Linked DNA regions of Homo sapiens: region 1 is linked to region 2. Evidence: chromatin contacts called from ENCODE Hi-C data. All regions are on one chromosome and are shown on one strand. Each heading gives the region's core, a stretch centred on a gene start or an enhancer-like site at or near the end of the contact. The rest is flanking DNA. Distances are from core to core; before and after follow the strand shown. Region 1 holds the start of TMIGD1 (transmembrane and immunoglobulin domain containing 1). Region 2 holds the start of CORO6 (coronin 6).

What was found. Hi-C counts contacts between places; a loop is a spot of excess contacts on that map. Pooled maps may share reads with other maps.
Region 1: a loop to region 2 is called in a pooled map, with 2.9 times the contacts of the local background. The contact joins the promoter of TMIGD1 here to the promoter of CORO6 in region 2. A Hi-C loop is called at or near these places in 4 of 50 pooled maps.

What each region holds. Positions count from the first base shown.
Region 1 is chr17:30,331,921-30,337,024 of GRCh38, reverse strand. TMIGD1 (transmembrane and immunoglobulin domain containing 1) reads left to right here and starts at 2,968. Exons shown (of 7, transcript NM_206832.3): 1 at 2,968-3,025; 2 at 4,867-4,973. The coding sequence starts at 4,892.
Region 2 is chr17:29,619,798-29,624,873 of GRCh38, reverse strand. It overlaps CORO6 (coronin 6), which reads left to right and starts at 1,962. Exons shown (of 11, transcript NM_032854.4): 1 at 1,962-2,186; 2 at 3,390-3,650. The coding sequence starts at 3,453. RefSeq lists enhancers at 162-1,361, 4,269-4,563 and a silencer at 2,149-2,298.

The sequences.
Region 1 (5,104 bases), core at 1,719-4,218, 710 kb before region 2:
TTTCCCTCTTGGTCTAAGCCACTGTGGAAGCTGTGGAGTATTGGACTCTGTAAATACTCCAAACAGCCAAACTACTTAGGCTTAATGGTTAACTACTGGGCTTAACTACTTACAGAAAAATGATTTCTCCCCTCTGTCAGTTCTAGGAAAGAGGACTGTTCCAGGGATTTATATGACCTTGCACGAGTCATATGACAAAATTCTTTGACTCTCCAGCAGGGGCGCCATTATACCATTTTTCTTATCTGAAGTCCCTGCTCAGCACCTGAGGCCACTCTGCATGGCTCCTGATCATCATTAACGTTCTGCTCTACGATGTAAGACCTTCAAAAGCGCAGAGCTTGTTTTATTCATCTATGTATCACCACTTAATGTTATGGAAGCATTAAGTGGTGGAAGCATTAAGCTGGAAGCATCATTCATCTTATAGACATCATAGCTTTGTAGAGTTATTATAACAATTTTCCACAGATGGCAGTAGAGTGACTAGAGAAGCCATATTTTCCCTAATTCATGACAAAGCCACCATATTGGCTTGGCTGCAACTGGCATCCTCAATACTTAGAATACTTAGCACATGGTAGATACTCAATAAATATCTGCTGAATACATTTCCCCAACATTCTGATGACAAAAATGTCATACAGAAAAGTTGAAACAATAGTACAATGAAGATCTATAGACCCCTATTTAGTTGAATAAATGTTAACATTTGCTATATTTGCTGTGTGTTTATGTGTTTACTTTTCTTGCTGAATCATTTGAAAGGTAGTTGCAATTATCATGACACTTGACCCATAAATATTTCAGCAGGCATCCCTTGAGAATTAGAACATTCTCTACATAACTGCAATACCATGATCACAACTAATAATAATTAATCATTATTTCCTAATATCACCTAATATCCAATTGTAGAAGTTGCTGGTGGTGCTCTACTCACACATCCTTGGCCTACCCAGAAGTTACCTGCAAAGAGTTCCCATATAGCCAGTGACTTCCTGAGCATCTTTTCCTGGACATGTTGGCCAGCTTGAGAGAGTACACTTTGCCCTCACAGGGCAGGCTGAAAGTGCCAGAGAGTCAACACCTTGAGAGTGTCCCTCAGCCGGAGATGGAGAGAAGTTGCTTCCTTCCCTATCAGTAGTTGATTCTGAGGTATGCTGCACAGAATACAACTTGTCCAAAGCTCCAGGGATATAGTTGCTCACGGTAGTAATCTTTAACACATTCTTTACTAGTTTCCTCCCTTCCCTATCTTACTTCCTTACTATGCTTCCTGAGATCACTTTTTTTTTTTTTTTTTTTTGAGGAAGGGTCTCACTCTCTCGCCCAGATTGGAATGCAGTGGTCCAATCTTGGCTCAACACAACCTCCACCTCCCAGCCTCAAGGGATTCTTCCACCTCAGCCTCCCAAGTAGCTGGGATTACAGGCGCCCGCCACCATGCCTGGCTAATTTTTCTATTTTTAGTAGAGACGGGGTTTCATCACATTGGCCAGGCTGGTCTCGAACTCCTGACCTCAAATGATCCACCCTCCTCGGCCTCCCAAAGTGCTGGGATTAAGGGAGTGAGCCACTCACCGTGCCCGGCCGAGATCACCTTTAAATAAACTATTGGCACTCAAAGCTCTGTCTCAGGGTCTATTTTGGAGGCACCAAGAACCAAAACATCACTCCATTGCTAAATTCATTTTAAAATGACAATCTTGGATCCCTGGAGAGGCAAACTCAAAACCTGTTTGGGTGGTGCTTGCAACCCAGCCAACAGGAGCTGCTCTTAGCTCTGATTTTTGCTTGAACAATGCTATAGTGAGGTTGTGTTGATTTAGGATGCCCTGCTCAGCCTATATTAATAATAATAGTAATAAGAGCTACTGTTTACCAAGAGCTTACTGTGCGGCAGATTCACATGCTTCATTTCATTTAATCCTCACAGTGACTCCGTAGGGAGGGTACTATTACTATTTCCATTGTATTGATGAAGATCCTGAGGCTCATGGAGGTTAAATAACTTTTCAAAGTTACATAGCTAGTAAGAGGCAGATTGCTGGTGTGCTTCAGCAGTGTGTTAAAATGTGTAGATAACTATAAATATTCTTCTGTTATATTTTTGTGTAAATGGGAACAATAGTACTTGGCAGATAAAATTTGCATCGTTAACAATACCATAAACATAGTGTAATGCAAGGATCTCCCAATCAGGTGAGAGCCTCAAGAGGATAAAACTGTTCCCTAGGCCAAGGTGGGCAGATTGCTTAAGGCCGGGAGTTAGAGACCAGCCTAGGAAACATGGCGAAATTTCATCTCTACCAAAAATATATATATTAACAAAGTTTAGCTGGGCATGGTGACTCACGCCAGTAGTCCTAGCTCCTTGGGAGGCTGGGAGCAGAGGTTCAGTCAGCCACAATTGTGCCATTGCATTCCAATCTGGGTGACAGAGTGAAACCCTGCCTCAAAAAACAAAACAAACAACAACAACAAAAAAACGGCTCCCTGCCATGCCTGGCTTGGTACAGCTTATGCACTGGGCTTGGGTTACTAGTGGTAACTAAGACTTTTCCAGCATTATTTAAGTTGTGTAGAATCTTCCAATGTTTTGACCTCTGTTAAAGTCAAACTTCTCTTTGGACTCGTCCCTTCACAATCCCCAGGCTAGATGATCAAAACGCAGCCATCTTACTTAAATATGACAATATTCAGTGAGATGCGCTACAGATTTTTGCACAAGTTCAAGCTTTCTTGGAACAACACATCCCTGTTAGTAATATCCGGCCCCACCTAGTAACCGAGGTAGACATAGAAACTTAGATCTTAAGAAGATGTCTTTCCCAATTACTATCTTCTCTAAGACTCCATAAAGAAAAACAGACTTTGAACCCAAGTTATCTTATTTATTTGACCCTGCTGTCATAAAGCGTTCAAATTCAAGTATTATAAAGGATTGTAACAGGGAAAGCATTTAGGGTTTTCAGGCAGAGGAACAGTTGGCCAAGGAAGTCAGCTTCTCAGAGCTCAAGAGGTAAGTGGTAAGACTGTCTTATATAGAAAGTAGAGAGTCATACAGATTAAAAACAAGCCAAGTGAGGGGAATACATTTTGAAAAGTTGCTGTCTCGGTGGAGTGGAGGGAAAGAGAAGACATAGATTTGTCCCCTTAATAGGGCTGGGTGAGGTCTGGCAAGAAGCCTGCACTCTCAGTTTTTATTGAGTACTTGTAGTGCAGAGCGCTTGAGAAAACTCTACTATTGACCACATTCTGCAGTAATCACTGTTACAACACTGTGATAGAAATCTTTTTGGCAAATATTTAAAATTACAAAAGAATCAATATTAGTAGTAATTGCATCTTACGAAAAGATTGATGCAGGCTTGTCTGCCAGAAAGGGTGAGCCTGGCATGAATGAAACTTACTCCTGTCAGGGCACGCCTGGGACAGGGGAGGAGTAGAGTAGGTATAGGTATATTTCAGCTCTTGTAAATTAATACTGGTGTTAAGGGGAGAGAACTCCCAGTGGCCAGGGACTGGAAAAGATTAACAGCAGCTTTTTTTTATTTTTTTATTTTTTATTTTTATTTTTTGAGACCGAGCCTCACTCTGTCGCCCAGGCTGGAGTGCAGTGGCATAATCTTGGCTCACTGCAACCTCCACCTCCCAGGTTCAAGCAATTCTCCTGCCTCAGCCTCCCGAGTAGCTGGGATTACAGGCGCTCGCCACCATGCCTGGCTAATTTTTTTTTTTTTTTTTTGCATTTTTAGTAGAGATGGGGTTTCACTATGTTGGTCAGGCTAGTCTCAAACTCCTGACCTCAGGTAATCCACCTGCCTCAGCTCCTAAAGTGCTGGGATTACAGGCATGAGCCACTGCACCCAGCCTAACAGCAGCTTCTTAAAGGAAAAGAATATTAATCTAGGCAGTAGATTGGGTAGTAGGGTGGTTGAGAGTAGGGTGGTTAAGAGCATGGTCTTGGGAGTCTGGGTTCAAATCCCGACCTTGACATTTACTGTCTGTGGGATCTCAGGCAAATTACATAGTCTCTTTAAATCTATAGAAACGACCTCAGGAGGGTTGTTAGGAGGCTTAATTGTGACTGAAATGATGTATGTAAAGTGTTTAGCACAGTCCCTGTTGCGCAGAAAGTTTTCCGTATGTGGTTCGCTATATTTATAGTAGTACTCTTGAAAGGAAGTAATGAATATATGTTTTTTTCCCAGATGGAAATGGAGAATATCTTAGGGAGAGGGAGAGTTGAAGCAAAAGCAAGAAGGGAGAAAGGACACCTTTATTATTTATTATTTTTAGTCCATTGGGTCAAGGGGAAGAGAGAGAGAGAATAGTGGGAGAAAGACAAGATTAACATGGTTTAAACTAGAGGCCATGTTTCAATTGAGGCTTTTCTACGTACACACCATTTGAATCTATGGGATTTGGAGTAGTCTCAAAAACTCTCTATTATCAGAGAACATCTTTACAAAAATGACCCAAGAAAAACTTTCAGAACAAGAATTACTTTGTTCAGTAGGGACTGTCTGAGAATGAGACAAGTTTCATTCTGCTAAAATGAAATTCTATCAGTTTCTCTAGGGAAGACTGGTTTCATCTTCCCCAGGGCACCCTGACGCTGCTCTATCTGTCATAGCCTATTTCCTGTGGTTTTATGTTGCTTTTAAAAAAAATTTCTTACTACTAAATGTACTTTGAACTTAGTCAGACAGGGTTGTTTAATTAAAAGCTAGAAGTAGTACCGTTATAGCTGGGATGATTCATCTGGGACTTCACTTTAAATGCATAATAGACAGAAGGAAGGTTCACGAACTCATTGCAGACCAAAGTACAAAACCAACTGCACTATTTTTCCCTTAGTAGATCTGAGTTTAACTCATTAAAGATGGCATGGAAGAGCAGTGTCATAATGCAAATGGGAAGATTTCTTCTCTTAGTAATTTTATTTCTGCCACGTGAGATGACAAGTAAGTTAAAGTTCTTTTTGGCCTCTTTTTAGATAAAGAAAAATTTCCGATTAAGAAAAGTGATCAATGGGCATTGGATATATCCTTAAATTCCAAATTGGAATGACTACACAGTTAGCATGGCTCACAGT
Region 2 (5,076 bases), core at 713-3,212:
CATCCTTTCCTCTGTGCCACACAGTATAAACTCTCAGTTACGTTTTAGCTCAGCACTTGTGAGATAAAGTGGCACTGTCCTTCAGGGAGAGACAGAAATGCATGCTGCTGAAAAGCAAGAACCAGATGCCAGACCACGTGGGTAAGAATCATAGCTACATCAACTACCAGTTGAGGTTGTGATGGGTAAGCCACCTAACCTCTTTGTGGCTCCATTTCCTCAACTGTTAAATAGGGATAACAACAGTACCCACCTTAGAGGATTGTTTTTTGGTTTTTTGTGCGTGTGTTTTATTTGAGACAGAGTCTCATTCTGTCACCCAGGCTGGAGGGCAGTGGCATGATCTCAGCTCACTGCAACCTCTGCCTCCTAGGTTCAAGCAATTCTCGTGTCTCAGCCTCCTGAGTAGCTGGGATTACAGGTGTGCATCACCACACCTGGCAAATTTTTGTATTTTTAGTAGAGATGGGGTTTTGCCATGTTGGCCAGGCTGGTCTCGAACTCCTGACCTCAGGTGATCCACCTGCCTCAGCCTCCCAAAGTGCTGGGATTACAGGCGTTAGCCACCCGCGACCAGCCTAGAGGATTGTTAAGAGTATGAAATTAATACGTATAAAGCCCTTAGTGCCAGTGCCTAGCACATAAGCATGGGTTATTGTTGTAAAGGAGCAACTGAGTCACTCAGGTATTTTCCTCCTAATCATGTGCCTGGAATCTTTAGGTAAAAGAGAGATGACTCACATACCCTCATACCCTGCCCCAGCACCCCTACGCCAGGAGTTATTTCTGGAGCACTCGTAACAGTTTTTTATTCTGTTCCCCTACAAGCCACTGACTCTTGATTTGATTCTGTCCCTACAAGCCACCTGGACTCTTCCTGAGAAACAAAGGAGCCTCGTGGGCCCTTCATGGTTTCTACCACCTTCCCTCCCTTTCCTCCCCAGTGCTGGTTCCTGCCCTTCAGAAGGCTGTGTTCCATTCACTCACTCCCAGGTGTGCCCTGGAGGGTGGGAAGTAATAACTGGCCCCAGATGCCCTTATGATCCAAGGGAAGAAATCCAGGCAATGTGCAGACACTGGGTAGACTGGAGCTACGGGACTGGCTGGTCTTCACTGGCTGTATTTTGATCAGGTTATCTTTAATCTCCTTGACCTCGGTCAACATTCAGTTCTGTGAATATTGGGGGAGACGGGGGAAGCTTACCTGGAACACAGTCGGGCGCCAATTCAAACAAGGCCCAGAAAACATTAGGAGTCTGGCCTCTGAGTTGGCTTCTCTGACCCCTAAAATGTGACTAGAGACCGGTGCTAGCCTCTTCCCCCTGCATCTGGGAGGGGAGGGAGTGTCAAGGTGGGTTCACTTTACACTCGGTCCTCCCCTTGTTCTTTCAGCTGCTTCCTGCCCTGCTCCATGGAATCTCATCTAATGGGGTGAAATGCCTAGCACACAGCCAGCATTTTAGGTTTCTCAAATGATCGCTATTGCCATTCATAACAATAACTAACATTCACAACCCTGTGTCGGGTGCCCTCTCACTTGCCCTACATCAGGATCAGCCTGGGTCCTCATTCTCTAGGGCCTCTTTCCCCCAGGGAGGCCTGGAAGTGCAGTCCCGCAGTCCCGGCCGATCGGGACAGCTAAATTGGGAGCGCGATTGAGGCTGGAATGCGGGTGGAGGCACCTGGTCTCCCTCGGCTGCCCGCTCTAGGGGCGCACGCCCCCTCGCCCGTTCCCTCTCCAAGCGTCCTGCTCTAGGTCTGCGAACCCGAGCCTCCCCAGCCTACCCGGGAGTCATGGAGGGAGGGAAGCAGCGTGCGCACCTAGCACACAGCTGCACATTTATTTTCGATGGTTCTCCGAGGCCGGCGGAAGCTGGGAGGGGAGTCGGGGTCGCTCGACTTTCCCGCCGCTGGAGGGGGCGGGGCAACTTGGGCTCTGGCCCCGCCCCTATGCTAGCCCCGCCCTCTTAGGTTGATGGCAGCGGCAGCTGGGGCTGCAGCGGCGCCGGGCTCTAGAGAGCCGCAGGATCGGCCAGAGTGCGGAGCTGGACACCCGGGTCCCAGATACTACAGACACCCGGAGAGGTGGCTCCTTCGCCCTGAAGCCTTCCTCGGCCCCCTACGCACTCGGGCCCCTTCCGCAGAGGATTCGCAGCGTGAGCGCCCCGCAGCCCGCTCAGGACCAGGTACCCAGCCCCCCACACCCGGCCGTCACCGCAGCCAGCGGAGCGGGCGGGGTCCCTGAGGGGCAGAGGTCTGCGCCTCCTCCCCCCGCGCCGCCAAATTCGGTTTCGGGCGGGGAGGACGTGGTGTCTATATTTGGCCGGACAGCAGCCAGCGCTCCCGGAGGGCGCAGACACCTCGTCTCGCAAGAACGCAGTGTCAGGGCAGCAGGCTGAAGAAGGGTGCAGGGAGGCCGGGCCTCAGGCTCGGGGCCGCAGACGCGCCTTGAAGGGCACACGGATGCTGGGGCTGGGGTGGGGCAGGAGCCACTGGCTGGGGCTTTGGGAGTGCTCAGTGTGTCCTCTAGGGAGACCCTAGCTGGAGAAAAGGCACCTCACCCTCCCCACCCCTGCAAATCTGGCTTGGCCGTGGCGGGGGCAGGGGTGGAGGATGGGGTTGAAGACCCCACCCCTAGAAGAGTTCACTAGGAAGAAGGCCCAACCAGGGCAGAGGACCCAGAGGAGAAACCGGACAAGCCTATGGTAGGCAAAAGCCAGAAGACCATGATCAGGGCTTCCTGGAGAAGCCAGTGCAGAAAGGAGTGGGAGAAGAGGGATCCACCTCACTCTGTGCTGCCACCCGTCCCCCCACAAGGCATGGGATGAAAACAGTAGCAGAAAGGACTCAGATTGGTGGACAGGAGGAACTTCCCCCTTGGCAAAATTTTAGGAAAAGGCAAAACCCCATCTGCCTGAACTATTCCAGAGATGCGAGTTCGGTATCCTGTGGTGGCTGCAGTCTTGGCCCCATACCTGGCTTTAAGCCAAGATCCAATGGTCAAGTCTTCTGCTTCTGGACAGGGTGCCTCTGGGAGCTACAACCACGTCCGTGAAGAGATGCTCATCAAGGCTGGCGGTGGTGGGGGCGGGGGGTGCAGGCAGTGTGGCATTGAGGCTCCTCCCAAAAACATTCCAACGTCCAGAAAGCTTTCAGTCTGTTAGGCTCCACAATCCCCTCAGCCTGGGTCTCTGTGGAGAATTCAGGCCCCAAATCCTAGCCACTTACATTAAACAGCATTTTACACAGCAAAATAACTTTCCCATACTTTGACCACCTTGAAGAAAGCTCCCTGCTTCTAGGACCAGACACTATATGGATTTATACCTGACTCCTGACCACATAACCCTTCTCATCAGCCACCCCTCCACTCCTCCTCCCTCCCGCAGCTCACAGGACTAAGGACCAAAGGCATTTCTGGGCACTGAGATCCTACCTCTCTGCCTGCAGCTATGAGCAGACGTGTGGTTCGGCAAAGCAAGTTCCGCCATGTGTTTGGGCAGGCAGCAAAGGCCGACCAGGCCTACGAGGACATCCGTGTGTCCAAGGTCACATGGGACAGCTCCTTCTGTGCCGTCAACCCCAAATTCCTGGCCATTATTGTGGAGGCTGGAGGCGGGGGTGCCTTCATCGTCCTGCCTCTGGCCAAGGTGAGGGATCAGGGAAAGGAAGCAAGTGGGAGGACACTAGCTGGGGCCCCTGGGAACTCCTGAGCCTTTGTTCTCACCTAGTTCCATTCCATAGTCAGGAGAAGCATCTGTGTGGATTGGCTCCTCCCTATTCCCCAAGCCCTCAAGGACCAGAGGGGAGGCCACCCCACCCCACCCTAACATCAGGGTGGCTTACTCCCACTCCCTAGCCCTCCCACCTCTCCATGCACCACCCCATTCCCAGCAGGGACCAGGAGGGGAGCCGGGTGATGGAGATGGTTGGGACACAGCACAGCCAAGCCTGGCCAGATTCCATCACTGCCTCTCCTAATGCCGCATCCCCTCATGTTTTGGGTGTGGAGAACCTCCTCCCTAGCCCAAGATGACCATTTGATTAAGTCACATCCCAGAGCAGCAAACTGAGGACAGGGTCAGGCTCTATCCAAAGAGTCCCTGGTTACCTCCAAGGACACTTGCAGTGAAGTAGAAAGAAAGGGAACGGAAAGGAAGGGGGACATGACACATAAAGCCAGAGCCCTCCCTACCCTCAGGATGGGGACCAGGCAATGACTACCACGTTAGCTTCATAACCTTAAGCCCCTTGACCATCCACATCCCAAGGATGACTCTCCCCCAACCCCCAAGGTATGACCTTGACCTGGATTCTGGCCCCTACACCTTGTTAGGGTAGGCTCCACAGGTGGCGGGGTCAGGAAGAGGCCTGAAAAAGCCAGTGACTCACCCCAGACAATGCAGACATCATCCTGGGACACAGCCCCAGGGCTCAAATTTCAGCCGGAGCTGCCTCCTCCCCCAATATGTCTGCTCTTTCAGTACCACATAGCCACCCTCTCCCCCGCTGCCTGGTCTGGACCAGTGTCTGCCCCTGCAGAGGTCTCAGAACCCCCACAAGCAGCCTGTGAAGACCAAAAAATAGATGGGCCCCCAGCTCCCATTTGGGGATAGTAGGCACCAGGACTGCTTGCTGCTTGTGGTTCCAAGGTAAAAGTGGTTCACAAGGAAGAGATCTGCCAAGGGAGGCCAGGAAAGGGCTGTCCAGCACTACACTATTATCTCACCTTGACCTCTTCCACCAGGAGATTCCCACAGACACTTCAATAGGAGAACAGGCTGAAGAACAGCCTCCTCCAAGTAGGTGTCTTTGGAAGAGCACTGGGCTGGAAAGTTCAAATCTCAGCTCTACAAGTATCTTGTTGTGTGTCCTTGATGAGGCCATCTTACCTCTCTGTGTCACAGTCCCTAATATTAAATTATTTCAACTCTGCCTTCAGTAAAGTGCAGGAAGTGGACTGGATGGGGTTAGAAGTGCAGAGAGGGATCTGCAAAGAGAAAATAGGTAATAAGGAATCGAGATGTAAGCAGATCTGCTACCCACTCCCCAAAAAACACACAGGAGAGTAGCCCC